Linked DNA regions of Homo sapiens: region 2 is linked to region 1. The links are chromatin loops, found by intact Hi-C in ENCODE. Cell type or tissue: PC-3. All regions are shown on one strand.

Region 1 (8,000 bases):
TTCATGGTCACGTCAGTGCCAGTGTTTCTTGATTCTATGATTCTAGGTGCTAGGACACCTGGGATCCCTAGTTGTGCATATTTGACAATACTACTACTTTTTAAGTTGCCTGCTATTAAGGGCTGAGACAGGGTAAGGTCCCTAGTGGGCTGAATTGAGTGTGTGGTGATCTCCAGAATGGCCAAAGGCAAAAGGCGCATCGAAGATTGGGACAATAAGGGTAATGTCAGTCATCAAAACTAAGGGTCAGGAGCAAGGGCTTTGTATAGGAGCCAGGGATCCCAGGAAGAGGTCAGGCTAGAGGTTGCCAAGCTAGACTGCAGAGCTGAGTGGTGACTGGCTTCCTTATGTTGGCCATAGGTGGTGCTGGACCCCAGAGTTCTGTTAGACTTCTCTGTGTCTCAGTCTCCCTTGCTGTAAAACAGTGCTATTAATTGCTATTTTTCTACCAGTTAGGCTAGAGATAAATGGAAATACAAACTTTGGAAAGAGCTAGACCTTAATTTTTTTTTTCTCAAATAAAAAACTAAATGTTAAATTTATTTAAGTTGGAGTAAAAATAAAAATTGGTGAATTTGAGTAAGAGTATATGGGAGTTCTTTGCACTATTCTTGCAGCTTTTCTGTAAGCTTAAAATTACATAATTGGATTCATGTGGACATAAAGATGGGACCAATAGACACTGGAGACTCCAAAAGGAGGAAAGGCGAGCAAGGCTGAAAACCTTCCTATTGGGGACTATGTTCACTATCTGGGTAATGGGACCAATAGAAAGAAGCCCAAACCCCAGCCCCATATGACATACTCTTGTAACAAATCTACACATGGACCCCCCTGAATCTAAAATAAAAATGAAAATGTAAAGATAAAATTACATCAAAACTTTAAGTTCCCAAGGAAAAGAGGAAAAACTTATTTAAGAAGGAGAGCGAGGCCAGGTGCAGTGGCTCACGCCTATCATCCCAACATTTTGAGAGGCCTAGGCAGGAGGCTCACTTGAGCCCAGGAGTTAAAGACCAGCCTGGGCAACGTAGTGAGACCTTGTCTTTACTAAAAAAAAAAAAAAAAATTTAGCTGGGCGTGGTGCCACACACCTGTAGTCCCAGTTACTCAGGAGCTGAGGCAGGAGGATAGCTTGAGCCCAGGAGTTCGAGGCTGCAGTGAGCGGTAATTGTGCAACTGCACTCTAGCCTGGGTGACAGAATGAGACCCTGTCTCAAAAAAATAAAAAAGAAAAGAAAAGAAATTTACCCACAGTTTCTTTAGAGTTGATTTTGGCCCAGCATGGTAGTGTGTGTCTATAGTCTCACCTACTCTGGAGGCTTAGGCAGGAGGATCATTTGAGCCCAGGAGTTTGAGGCTCCAGTGTACTATGGTCATAACTGTGAATAACCCCACTGCAGGCCAGCCTGGGCAACATAGGGAGATCCGTCTCTAAAAACAAACAAACAAAAAAAGGATTGATTTTGTATGCATAGATGAACTGCTTCCAAGGCAAAACATCCAAATCATATTAAAATGTCTTTTAACATTGACCCTGAAAGTACATCCAAATACCAATGTATTCGTATCAACAACTCTAATTTGTCATTAAAAATTCAAGCAGCAACACTTCCAGATTTATCAGCTGATGATAAACACTTTCATTGTACACTTAAATATTGTGAATTTTATTATGTCAATTGTAATCAATAATTTTTTTAAAAAGGAAAACTTTAAAAATAAGTCATTCCTTTTTATTGCCACACTATTTTTATCCCAGTGGATATCTGGTGTTAGGATCGCAGTAACTGCCATTGGTAATAAATAATAAACAGCATCAATTGATGAATGTTGAACATGGGACACTTGGAATGACCTAAATTCCCACCTTCTCTCTTTTGTCAGTATAAATTAAAAATAAGAGAGAGCAGGTGGTTAACATAATGGAATTTGCTTCACCAGGAGGCTGCTGTGGTGAATTATTTGATCTGAAATAAAAAGGTGATAACGATGGGGATCATTTGAGATCAGATGTATCAACTCTCCTTTTTATTCTAGAGCAAATATTAGAGGGTTGAATGATTCTCAAGCTGTAGATATTTCTCAGGTCTATTTTTAAGCTCAAACTGGCTCTTTCCCAGAAAGAAGAGAAACAAAAATCTACTGGCAGTAAAGCCTTTACCTTTTTTCATTGAATTTTCTGAGGGGATTTAAAAAAAAAATCTTCTAAAAATCCAGGACAGATGGAGCATTATGAAGAACACTGCAAAACAGAATACTTTCAGGGAGTACTTAGAAGAAAATAAAATGTTCAAAAAGACCTTGTCTTCAAAAAAAAAAAAAGAAAAAAATCGGTTGACTAAAGACAAAGTATCTGATGTAGTAAAACATTTGCCCCATCTAGGCGCGGTGGCTCACGCCTGTAATCCCAGCACTTTGGGAGGCCGAGGCAGGTGGATCACAAGGTCAGGAGATGGAGACCATCCTGGCTAACACGGTGCAACCCCGTCTCTACTAAAAAAAGTACAAAAAATTAGCCAGGCGTGGTGGCGGGCGCTTGTAGTTGCAGCTACTTGGGAGGCTGAGGCAAGAGAACGGCTTGAACCCGGGAGGTGGAGCTTGCAGTGAGCCGAGATTGCGCCATTGCACTCTAGCCTGGGAGACAGAGCGAGACTCTGTCTCAAAAAAAAAAAAAAAAAAAAAAAAAATTTGCCTTTCTTTGAAGGAACTGAAAACAATGAAACCCAGTCACATTAAATTGTTCTCAAAGTTGGTGTATCAGGCACCAGTCCAAAGGATTTCCACCCGAAAAGTTGGTAGAATTCTTTTTAGCAATAAGATAGTTGAATGATTTGGGTAATGTTGCAGAGAACTGGTAAAAATGTTGCTCATTAACATTCATTCTCTCTTTTTCCTAACTCTAAAACTATTCTTTAGCTATCAGAAAAGTTAAATTTAATACAGTGTAAACTCTCCAAGGGGAAAGGAATAGCAGAAAAATTCCAGATGTCTCAGCCCTGTTGTGTGCTCACAGAGGTTGCACAATTTCCACTTGTAGATGGGTGAAAAGGTGTTAGAATCAGTTACCTGGCTCTTTGTAACATGTAAAGAATGTGAGGTGGCCTATGCCAGCCTGGAGGGAGAGTGAGAAGGGCTCTGAATGTTGACATTACTTCCCAGTTCACCATGACTCATTCATCTGACTTGCTACCAAACCATTGGGAATGAGCCAGTATAAGGGAACATGTTACAGCAGCCAGTGAAATAGACCAAAAAACTGTCAGTCCCAGGAAAGTACTGGAGAGGAGAATTGCAAGTGTGGTGGCGAATCTTTGCCAAACAGATACAGTTGATTTTTTTTTTTTTCCTTAAAAAGTCACACTTGACAAATCCTTCCTGAGTTTCAAGGGGAAAAGACACATAAACTTCCGTTTTGCTATCAATAAAGGTAGCAGGATATAAAAGGCTTAAATACCATCTTAAGAATAAAACATAGAGGCAACATGGCAAGCTATAGCAAGAAAAGAAAAAATAAAATAAACGAAGAAAAAGAAGTGCAGTGAAAAACAACAAAAGAAAAATCTTCCTTGAAGGGAAACTGGGAGCACATTTCCTTGGCTGAAGATCCAGTGTGAATAAAAGGGGGAGAAAATAACATCTTGATAAGACCAAATGAAATGGCAAACCAACCTTTAGTATTAATGAGCTTGTCAAGAGATCTTTAGATGGGTGATTTGGAGTGCTGGCATTTTGACACCTGAGGCTGTTTACTAAGCTTAAAGGAATTGGCAAAAGTCTCAAAATGCTTTCAAAATCACTTCATTGTGATTCTCTTTAGATGAGCAAAATCAAATAGATGCCTATAGCTCATAGATGCCTATAGCTCATAGATGAGGGGGTATGAAAAAGCATGAATGTGTTGTTGTAACAAATCCAAAGTGTTTGTAAACCATTGTCTGTGTCTTTGAATGTTTGGAATTGCAGGATGATTGCAGAAAGGATGACCTACAAGTGGATGGTCAGATCTGGCTGCAAATGGATGTCTGAAAGAAAACGGGGATCCTAGGAAACCCATCACAGCCCTCTATGAGCTTCAGAAACCAGCAAGGTTAATTATGTCATTGCCTCTAAGTGAATGCAGGTGACATTGTTTTGATAATTTGATGAACATGCCTCCTCCAGGAACAGTGTGATCCAAGATGCCAGGTCCATTTCAGGGCCTGAATCAGATGTCCGGAATCTCAAAAAGACTGGGAATTAGAACTGGGTTCTCAAGGGGAAGGACTTCTTAAGGGAAATTTTTTTCTTGGCTAAAGAGACACTCAGGAGGAAATGTCTTTTCTTTTGCTGCCATTGAATGACTAGATCATCTATCTATCTCTCTCTCTGTCTATCTATCTATCTATCTATCTATCTATCTATCTATCTATCTATCTATTGTTATATTCAAAAAATATTTTCTCAGCATCTACTGTATGCCAGGGATTATGGTAGGTGCCGGGGATAAAATTAGTTAATAAGACCCGCACGGAGTTTACATTCTAATGAGAGAGTCCCAAATAAACAAGTACGCAGATAAATATTATACTTACAGATTCTGAAGAGTTCTGAAGAAAAAAAAGAGGGTGATGAAGAGTGAATAAAAAGGTGACTAAATTGAGTAAAGGTCCCTTTAGTCAGAGTGGTCAGGCCATGAGAGGCAAGTCTTGAGTGAGAAAAAGCTAGGCCTATGGATGAAAAGCAGTGACAAGGAAGGAAAGAGTATTTCAGTTAAAGGGAACAGCAAGTACAAACCTATGAAGTAGAAAAGAAGAGGCATGCTCTACAGTGGTTGAGTCAAGGGAAGAGTGATAGTAGATGAGGTTGCAGGGACAAGAAATTAAGATTTTATTCTGAGTGCATTGGGAAATCATTAGTGGCTTTTAAGGCAGAGAATAAGGTTAGTCATATTTTAGTAAGATCACTTTGGCTGTTACATGAAAAATGTATTGGAGGAGGACAAATACGGAAGCAGTAAGACCAGTTAGTTGGTACCAGGTGATAGTGACTTGTGCTGTTTATCCCATTAATACGGTTTGGATCTGTGTTCCCACCCAAATCTTGTGTTGAATTGTAATCCCCAGTGTCAGAGGTGGGGCCTTGTGGGAGGTGATTGGATCATGGGGGTGGTCTTTCATGAATGGGTTAGCACCATATCCTGGCGAGGCTCTCCTGACACTGAGTGAGTTCTCATGAGTTCTACTTGTTTAAAACTGTGTGGCACCTTACCCGCCCCTCCCACCCCACCCCCAGCACTTCATCCTGCTCTGGCCATGTGAAGCTCTTCACTCGCCTTTTGCCTTCTGCCATGACTGGAAGCTTTCCGAGCCCTCCCCTGAAGCAAATGTTGCCATGCTTCCTGTATAGCCTGTGGAACCATAAGCCAATCAAACCTGTTTTCTTTATAAATTACCCAGTCTCAGGTACAGGTATTTCTTTATAGTAGTGTGAGAACAGACTAATATACCCACCGAGAGGGAATCTCTACACCTCCTTCTCTTGACTCTGGGCATGCGTGTGGCTGCTTCTACCAATAGAGTAGCAGTGGAACCAACCCCGGGACATCCACATTTAGATCATAAAAGGACATGGGAAGCCTCTGTCTTGTCTGCTAGGACATTGCATGGTCTATCACATAAGAAGTCCATCTCAGGCTAGGCTCTGTGGCTTACACCTGTAATCCCAAACTTTGGGAGGCTGAAGTGGGCAGATCACTTGAGGCCAGGAGTTTTTTTTGTTTTTTTTTTTTTTTTTTGAGACAGAGTTTCACGCTTGTTGCCCAGGCTGGAATGCAATGGTATGGTCTCAGCTCACTGCAACCTCTGCCTCCCAGGTTCAAGTGATTATCTTGCCTCAGCCTCCTGAGTAGCTGGGATTATAGGCACACACCACCACACCGGGCTAATTTTTGTATTTTTAGTAGAGATGGGGTTTCACCATGTTGGCCAGGCTGGTCTTGAACTCCTGACCTCAGGTGATCCACCCACCTCGGCCTTCCAAGTGCTGGGATTACAGGCATGAGCCACCGCTCCCAGCCCGAGGTCGGGAGTTCTAGACCAGCCTGGCCAACATGGTGAAACTCTCTCTCAACTATAAACACAAAAATCAGCTGGACATGGTGGAACGTGCCTGTAATCCCAGCTACTGGGGAGGCTGAGGCAGGAGAATTGCTTGAACCCGCAAAGCAGAGGTTGCAGTGAGCCAAGATCTTGCCAATGTATTCAGCCTGAGGCAACAGAGCGATACTCCGTCTTAAAAAAAAAAAATAAGTCCACCTCAGCTGGGGACGGTGGCTCACACCTGTAGTCCCAGCTACTAGGAAGTCGGAGGAGGGAGGATCACTTGAGCCCAGGAGTTCAAAGCTGCAGGAGCCATAATCACACCTCTGCATTCCCATTCTAGCCTGGGCAACAGAGTGAGACCTCATATAAATAAAAATAAGGAAGCCCACCTATCCTGAGACTGCCCCGCTATGAAGGAATCCAAGTCACATGAAGTGTAAATGTTCCATTCAGCAGTCCCAGCTAAGGTCCCGGTCAGCAGCCAGCATTGACCACCAGATGTGTGAATGAAGAGGCCTTCAGATGATTGCAGCCCCTATTGTTAAGGCAACCCCAACCTCCGAGTCTTCCCAGCAGAGGATTCAGCTACTATGGAGTCAAGATAAGTCATTCCCACTGTACCCTGTCTGGGGTCCTGACACATGAAGATTGGAAGTGGTTTGTCACATAGCAATAGTAACTGAAACACTGGGAGAGGGACGTCTTTAAGAGGAGAAATTAAGTTCCCAATGAGATTTTAAAGATGTACTAATGAAACAATCAAGTAGAGATATCAAGTAGTTAGTTGGACATGTGAGCGTAAGCAGACTTCTTGGCTGGAGATATACTAATGGCAAACAGCATATGGATGTCATTTAATTTCCCAGGCCTGGGTGAGATCACCTACAGCAGGAGGTGGACAGAGAAGAGGAGCTGGTTCAAGACCTCATTCTGAGGAAGCCCAGTATTTAGAGGTAGGGAAGAGAAGGAAGAGCCAGAAAAGGGAATTGAGACAGAGTGCCCAGGGAGGCAAGAAAAAAAAAACACCCAAGAGAATGGTTTGTCACAAAAGCTGAGAGAGAACATTATTTCCAGAACAAAGAGAGCGGTCAACTTTGTGGGAAACTATTGAGAGTCAAAAAAGATAAGAGAAAAATGGTCATTAGATTTGGCAACAAAGAGATCACTTGAGACCTTGAAAAGAACAATTTCAGTGGGAGTGGATGGGGCAGACACATAATGGGGGTTTTGATCTCTCAGGGAAAGAAGAGCAGTCTATTATTTCAGAAAAAGTTGGATCAGCCATGCCATATGCAGCTAGCTTAAGTGCTACTGAAACGACACAATTTACCTGCTTAGACAAACAGCATAATGTAGCAAACAGCATAAATTTTTAGCATTAGACAGAACTGGGTTGAAATTCTACAGACAAATTACTTAAACTCATTATGGTTCAGTTTGTTTATCTGTAAACTGCAGAGGAAAAAACCACTTTTCTTCTATTCTCCTAGGTTCTACAGTTAGGAACCTAGAAATTGAACTGACAAAAGACAGGTTAACAAGAGAAAAACAGAGCTTATGAATGTGTGCAATGCACATGCATTTGGGAGAAACTCAGTGATGAGTGTAACTTGCAGGAGTAGTTGTTATGTAGCATCGTAACAAAGATGCTACATAAAAACTACTCAGTGATGAGTAGTTTGCAGGAGTAGTTGTTATGTAGCATCGTAACGAAGAATGGTGTATTTGTAGAGATGTGGCAAAACGAAGGAAAAGGGGTTTAAGCTTTTGGAGTGACAAATTGTGGGGAGGTAAATATGTGGAGAGAAACTAATGGAAAATAGGAGTTATTTTATTAGGGTTTACTATGTAGGTACCTTTTGGTGCTATCTCTGGGCTAGAGTTATCTCCTCGTCTCTAGTGATTATGAGTCTAAGA
Region 2 (8,000 bases), 120 kb before region 1:
ACTTATTCACACAGTTTTGTTGTGCAATTATCTGAGTTAAACTGGTATTCAAATTAGAGTATGCCAAAAGAGAGCTAAGAGAAGGTACATAAAGGGATTGGGTCATTCTGGTGGCAGAAACCTACTTTTTCTACCACAATTTTATTTGGGGCTGGCCCTGCCCTTCTTTTCCCACAAAATTGAACCATGACCAGCAAACCTTAGGCTAACGTGGTAGTAATAATACAAAGCACATATTTGTTAATCATCGTAGTTAATTTAATTGGATAGCTACCTGTACATTGTCACATTCTTCTATCACTTCCTTCGCACTGCAAGGATCTTAATTAGGATCCACCCTGGAAAATATGAAGTAACTTCCATCCAATTAGATTTATGTCAGACAAATACCATTTTTATGTAATCAGTCAAACAATTCATGAGCAGCCTGGTGCTGCCTCTAGAAGCTTGCAATTTAAGTAAGAAGGCATTTATATAATTTTATTATGTATTTATATTATCTCCTATATACAGTTGTTATATATTTATGTAATAAGATAAATAGCAATGCAAGGCTGTGCATAACTGTTATAGATAAGCAAGTGAAATAAAGATGTTTGTGTGGTTAATTAAAGAAACAGCTGCCTAAGTAGGGAAATTGCCACATATTTAGACCCTGGCCACACCATGCTTTCTCCACAGACTAGCAGCCTGCAAGATTCACATTTCTCTGACATTTTCCTGAATTGCCTAATAATCCAATCTGGTTGTATCTTTTTGTCTCTGTCTACAGAGGCTCTTGGTCATTTATAGTGAGAGAAACTCTTACTTTTTTTTTTTCCCTCTTCTATATATAGATGAGTATAGATAAGTATCACGTGATTATTTAAAGGATTGAAATTCCATTTTGATTTGCCTTTCCTGGGTAGGAAACATTTACATCATTTTATACTTTTGAGCATGAATTGCCTCTCTTTCTAGGTGTAATCAATTTCTACTCTTCAGCATACAAAAGATTTTATGAATACTATTCACTGCAGAAAGAGCTCTAAAAATAATTTTGCAGGTAGGGTTTTATAGAACACTGATAGTCTTATGTGGAACATTGGCAGGCAAAAAGAACAAAGGCACATCAGGGTAAAGGTGGTGGTAGGTGGAGCATTTCATTTCATTTGCCTCCACCAAAGAGCTTGCATTTACTGGAGAAGGAAAACAAATAAGAAACAGGAGCATCTGCACTTGCTGTTGAAGGTTTCATTTCTTATCACTGTTAAGTCACATTTGAATGGAACCATTACAGTCTTGTTGGTATGTATAACTATGCCCCCACTTTTTTTTTCCAAAAGGAAAATCTTGAATTTTATGTTTAAAAGTACAAAGAGCTGTTTTTGACATTCTGCAGTTCATTTTGGAATTCACAGTCTTAAACCTATTCATTTTCAGTAGGGTGGTAAAGAGTGCACAGTATATGGCATTTTTACGCCTAATAGCACCTCCAATGATCTGTGATGCATATTACATACACACACCTTTTAGCATCTGTTTCCACCTGACAGCTGACAGCATTAGGCTGAATGTTGTGATGAACAACTGAAATGTCAAGCAGTATTACAATGGTTTCTTATTGGAAAAAGTAAGCACCTTAGAGCTTCTTTTTAATACTTTTCCATAAAGATTTTAAAGTGACATATTTACAAGTACATAATTAAGATGACATACTCTTTAAATGCTTGTTATTCTTCCAGAAATGGAGATGGATTTGGGCTAATCAGCAGATGATTCTCCTCTTGAGCTAGGGTATAAGCATGCTTTTTTTTTTTTTTTTTTGCTTTTTTATAAGACAGAGTCTTGCTCTATGACCCAGGCTGGAATGCAGTGGCATGATCATGGCTCACTACAGCTTCAGCCTCTAGGCTTGGCCTCTCGTGTAGCTGGAACCACAGATGTGCACCATCACCCCTAATTTTTTTTTATTTTTTGAAGAAACGGTCTCACTATGTTGCCCAGGCTGGTCTCTAACTCTTGGACTCAAGTAACTCTCTCACCTTGGCCTCCCAAAATGTTGGGATTATAGGCATGAGCCACTGCAGCTGGCCTTAAGCATGCATTTTTGTTTTGTTTTGTTTGTTTTGAGACAGAGTCTTATTCTGTTGCCCAGGCGGGAGTGCAATGACACAATCTCGGCTCACTGCAATCTCCGCCTCCTGGGTTCAAGCGATTCTCTTGCCTCAGCCTCCAAGTAGCTGGGATTACAGGAATTCACATCACTCCTGGATAATTTTTTTTTTTTTTGTATTTTTAGTAAAGATGGGGTTTTCCTATGTTGGCCAGGCTGGTCTCGAACTCCTGACCTCAAGTGACCCACCTGCCTCGGCCTGCCAAAGTGCTGGGATTACAGGCATGAGCCACCATGCCTGGCAAAGCATGCATTTTGTTCAGGAAAATCTATTTTGCATCCATATTACTGACTATTCTTAAAAATATATGTATACAGGATTGTTAGAATTAATAATTGCTAAGATTCTGTCTTAATATTTATTTATTTGACTGATTTTCATATTATTCAGTTCAGCACGGAGAATGAGAGTTACAGGTTTGTTTTCTTATTCTTCTGCCATACTTGGGATTTTTGTCTAGTGGTCACAAAATATTTCCTAGAAATATATTTTCCTAGAATTACCCCCCAAAAAATAAAATTACTTTAAAAAAAATCTGTCTTTAGTACACAAATTCAGACATGCTTTGATCATGTGCTAAAAATTAAATAAGCAAATAAAATATCGAACAAAGCAAAGTTGGTCAAGGCTATGGCTTCAAAAAAATGCCAGCCAGTGTTGCCCACCCTAAATATTTCTCTCCCATCTCTTGGCCTGAATATACTTCAGGAGAGAAGCTGTTATGCTCATCTTTCATTAAAAAGTTTCTAGTTTTCATGTGCATTCTCAGATTGAAAACCTTTAGAACCAGGTTTTGGGTATTAGATAAACAATACACTGTTTAATCTATGTTGACTAATTAATCATTTGTAACTTTTTAGGTACTGCTTAGGATGAATATGATTTGGAGAAATTCCATTTCTTGTCTAAGGCTAGGAAAGGTGCCACACAGATACCAAAGTGGTTACCACCCAGTGGCCCCTCTGGGATCAAGGATTTTAACTGACCCAGCCAAAGTTTTTGAACACAACATGTGGTGAGTTTTCTTTTTAAATCTGATATTATGTGTGTTTCTTAAATATCACCAGTGGTATTATTTTCATTTAGAATTAAGAAAGGGTTTTTAAAGCTGATGACCTAACTCATGTTGTAGAGGTCCAAAAGCTAGGGTAACCGATCCTGACTTAAGTGTTGCTGATTCTGAATTTCATTGCAAATGGAATTGGAAGAGTGAAACTTTCCATATGCTTTTAGTAGCCTTGGAGTTCTTGCAGGCCCTTCCTACTTACCTCTGATCCTGATTTGCCTGCTGTCACTGGGTGGGGGTGAGGATTCTTTCCTAGGTGGGGCCCTCCTCCTGCTCCACAGTTCCTTCCCTCTTTTTCATACTTGTCATCCAGCAAATGCAGATCAGTACCTGTGTCTTACTGAGCACCAGGGAGATCATATTGGTATGATTCTCGTCTATGCTTTCAGGGAATCCACCCTATTTGGAAAGATAGATATTTACAGAAAAAGCTGATAATTACCCCTACAAGGCAGTAAATTGTGAGGGCTCAATGAGTGTTACAGACTATATGCCATATGAGAACAACTCAGTAATGCAAAAACACTTCTGTTTGGGCATAGTCAGAAAGATTTCTTAAAGTGAGGGAAACTGAGATTACGATTACAGGCACACCTCAGAAATGTTGTAGGTTTGGTTGAGACCACTGCAGTAAAGCAAATATTGCAATAAAGTGAGTCACACAATTTTTTTGGTTTCCCAGTGCATATAAAAGTTATGTTTACACTATACTGTAGTCTCTTAAGTGTACAATAGCATTATGTCTAAGAAAACAGTGTACAAACCTAATTAAAAAGTAATTTCTTGCTAAAAAATGCTAACAGTCATCTGAGCCTTCAGTGAGTCATAATCTTTTTGTTGGCAGAGGGTCTTACCTCAGTGTTGATGGCTGCTGACTGATCAGGGTGGTGGTTGGAGTGGCTGTGGCAGTTTCTTAAAATAAGACAACAATGGAGTTTGCATCATCAACTGACTCTCCCTTTCATGAAAGATTTCTCTGTAGCATGTGATGCTGTTTGATAGCATTTTACCTACAGTAGAACTTTCAAAATCAGTCAGTCCTCACAGATCCTGCCACTGTTTTATCAACTAAGTGTATGTAATATTCTAAATATTTTGTTTAATATTTAGAATTTTGTCTAAATTCTTTGTTGTCTAAATTATGTCTAAATTCTTTGTTGTCTAAATTATGTCTAAATTCTTTGTTGTGATTTCCACAGTGTTCACACTGTCTTCACCCCAAGTAGATTCCATCTCAAGAAACTACTTTCTTTGCTCATCCCTACAAAGGAACTCCTCATCTGTTCAAGTTTTATCATGAGATTGCAGCAATTCAGACTAAATCTTTAGGCCCCACTTTTAATTCTAGTTCTCTTGCTGTTTCCACCATATCTGCCGTTACTTTTTCCACTGAAGTCTTGAACCCCTTATCATCCATTAGAATCAACTTCTTCCAAACTCCTATTGATGTTATTATTTTGACCTCCTCCCATGAATCACAAATGTTCTTAATGGCATGTAGATTGGTGAATCCTTTCCAGAGTGTTTTCAGTTTACTTTGCCCAGATCCACTAGAGGAATTACTATTTATGGCAGCTATAGCTTTACGAAATGTAGTTCTTAAATAAGACTTGAAAGTTGAAATTACTTCTTGATCCAAGGGCTGCAGAATGGATATTGTGTTAGTTGGCATGAAAGCAACATTAATATCCTTGTACATTTCCATCAGAACTCTGGAGTGACAAGGTATATTGTCAGTGAGCAGTAGTATTTTGCAAGGAATTCTTTTTTCTGAGCATTAGGTCTCCACAGTGGGCTTAAAACATTCAGTAAACCATGCTATAAACAGATGTGTTGTCATCCAGGCTTTGTTGTTTCATTTATAGAGTATAGGCAGAGTAGATTCAGTATAATTTTTAAGGGCCCTAGGATTTTGGGAATAGTAAATAAGCACTGGCTTCAACTTAAAGTCACCAACTGCCTTAGCCCTTAACAGGAGAGTCAGCCTGTCCTTTGAAGCTTTGAAGCCAGGCATTGACTTCTCCTTTCTGGCTATGAAAGTCTTAGATGACATCTTCTTCCAATAGAAAGCTGTTTTATTTACATTGAAAGTTTGTTTTTTAGTGTAACCACCTTCATCAGTGATCTTAGCTGGATCTTCTGGATAACTCGATGCTACAGCTTCTCCATCAGCACTTACTGCTTTGCTTTGTACTTTTATGCTATGGAGATGTCTTCTTTCCTTAAACCTCATGAACCAACCTCCACTAGCTTCACTTTTCTTCTGCAGCTACCTCATCTCTGTGAGCCTTCATAGAGTCAAAGAAAGTTAGGGCCTTGCTCTGGATTAGGCTTTGGCTTATGGGAATATTGTGGCTGGTTTTATCTTTTATGCAGACCACTAAACCTTTCTCCATATCAGTAATGCTATTTCACTTTCTTTTCATTCATGTATTCACTGGAGCAGCATTTTTTTTTTTTTTTTTTTTTTTTTTTTTGTGAGACAGGGAGACTCTGTCACCCAAGCTGGAGTGCAGTGGTGTGGTCACGGTTCACTGAACCTTCACCTGGGTCAAGTGATTCTCTGGCCTCAGCCTCCCAAGTAGCTGGGACTATAGGCATTCACTGCCATGCCTGGCTAATTTTTGTATTTTTTGTAGAGATGGGGTTTCACCATGTTGCCCAGGCTGGCCTTGAACTCCTGAGCTCAAGTGATCTTTCCAACTCAGCCTCCCAAAGTGCTGGGATTACAGGTGTGAGCCATAGCACTCAACCTGGAGTAGCATCTTTAATTTCCTTTAAGAACTTTTCCTTTGCATTTCACAAGTTGACTAGTGCTAGAGGCCTAGGTTTTGTCCTATCTCAGCTTGCAAAAGGCCTTCCTCACTAAGCTTAATCTTTTCTAGCTTTTGATTTAAAATGAGATATATATAACTATTCCTTTCATTTGAACACGTAGAGGCCATTGTAGGGTAATCAACTGGCCTCATTTCATTATTGTTTTGTCTCAGGGAGTAGGGGAACCTGAGGAGAGGGAAATAGACAGGGAAAGCCAGGTCAGTGGAGCAGTCAGAACACACATAACATTTATCAATTAAATTAGCTGTTTTATATGGATATGGTTCATGGTACTCTAAAACAATTACAATAGTAACATCAAAGATCACTGATCACAGCTCATAACAGATATAATAATAATGAAATAGTTTGAAATATTGCAAGAATTACCAAAATGTAACAGAGACATGAAATGAGCACATGCTGTTGGAGAAATGGTGCCAATAGACTTGCTCAATGCAGGGTTGCCACAAACCTTCAATTTGTAAAAAATGCAATAGCTGTGAAGTGTGATCAAGCAAAGCATAATTATACAAGATATGCCTGTATTTATATTGCCTGCAGTACATAGCACAATGCCTGACACACAAATATTGTTGAATTAATGCTTTGAATAGGTAAACTGAAATAAGGGCATTCTAGGTGGATAGAAAATCATAAAGCACTGAGATGAGGAAATATAAGGCATTTTCATGAGATAGAGGATAGGATAGTTTGCCTTAAGAAAGGCTTTTCTAGGAGATTGGTGAAAGATAAGGTTGGAATGACATAGGCCAGATGGGGGGTAGGTTTAAGATGTGCATGGTCCTGAATTCATAGCTGAAGTATAAGGCATTATAGAGCCACTGAAGATAAATAAATGACATTATATTTAGTGTATTAAGTGTATATATTTGGTAACACCATGCTAGACTGATCAGCAGGAAGAATTAGAAGCAGAAAAGGGCCAGTGAGCAAGAGATCGTGACAGAAGAATAAACAGAATTTGGTGCTTGTGCAGAGTAAAGAAAAAGGAAGAAGTTGACTCTGAAGTTTTGATCTTAAGTAACTGATAGAAATAGGAAAATCAAGAGGTAAATGTATTTGTTTTATTTTGGAAGAAAGATGGTTAATTTGGTTTTAGACATTTTGAATAATAGGCTTTGTGAGCAGGACATTCAGGTGTAAATGTCCAGCACGCAGACACTGCTGCTGGGAAGAGGGAGAGTGGTCAGAGCTGAAGAAGTCAAGTTGGGCATGATATCTGCAGACAAAATTGTTATCAGACTAGCCTCTGGAACAGCATCTCTGGGGCTAGGAAGGTGATTCATGGGCTTTTTATGTTTTTATTGCAACCGAATCTCAATTTTGAAAGGGAATACATTGATTTTTTAATTAATTAGTTCTACACTATACAATATGGTAGTCACTAGCCACAGGTGGTTATTCAGCACTTGAAATATATTAATAACTGGGCTGAATTGAGATGTACTGTAAAATTTTAAAAACTTAGTACAAAAAATAAGGTAAACAATCTCAATTTTTATATTGAATTATATGTTAAAAGTGAATGAAAATTTGGATATATGCAATTAAATTATATATATATGCACATACATACATATATATATTTAAAAAAAAATTTTTTTTTTAATTTTTTTTAAATAAGACAGAGTCTCGCTCTGTCGCCCTGGCTGGAGTGCAGTGATTCAATCTCAGCTCACTGCAACCTCTGCCTCCCAGGTTCAAGCAATTCTCCTGCCTCAGCCTCCTGAGTATCTGGGATTATAAACATGCACCACTGAAAGGGAAAAAGCTCCTATGTCCCCCTCGCTGGATGTGCGATGGGGGTGTGGCTCACTTCTTCAGTGCCCCGCTGCTCAGACCTCTAGGGGAGCATACAGATGGGCAGGCTGTGGGGCTCCTACCCCATGACAGTGTATAGGGGTGAGTGTTTACAGCTCCTGAAGTCCCAGTGAGCG

What was found. Peaks named below come from ENCODE experiments on the same cell type or tissue, not always from the same donor. Only the 100,000 strongest peaks of a DNase experiment are listed, where the experiment ranks them.
Region 2: a loop joins it to region 1, with 4 times the contacts of the local background. A loop is called at or near these places in 2 of 110 quality-filtered maps.

The regions. Positions count from the first base shown.
Region 1 is chr2:171,267,309-171,275,308 of GRCh38, reverse strand. LOC105373737 (a long non-coding RNA gene) reads left to right here. Exons shown (of 3, transcript XR_923573.3): 2 at 3,967-4,090; 3 at 6,537-8,000. Among named protein-coding and RNA genes, the nearest start is that of TLK1, 110 kb to the right of the region's middle. In PC-3, no CTCF peak of the experiment used is centred here; a DNase peak (open chromatin) is centred at 3,138; H3K4me3 peaks cover 479 bases; H3K27ac peaks cover 1,105 bases.
Region 2 is chr2:171,387,214-171,395,213 of GRCh38, reverse strand. It overlaps METTL8 (methyltransferase 8, tRNA N3-cytidine), which reads left to right. Exons shown (of 10, transcript NM_001321154.2): 2 at 3,017-3,171. The coding sequence starts at 3,029. Among named protein-coding and RNA genes, the nearest start is that of METTL8, 43 kb to the left of the region's middle. RefSeq lists an enhancer at 7,681-8,000. In PC-3, no CTCF peak of the experiment used is centred here; a DNase peak (open chromatin) is centred at 4,093; H3K4me3 peaks cover 954 bases; H3K27ac peaks cover 2,813 bases.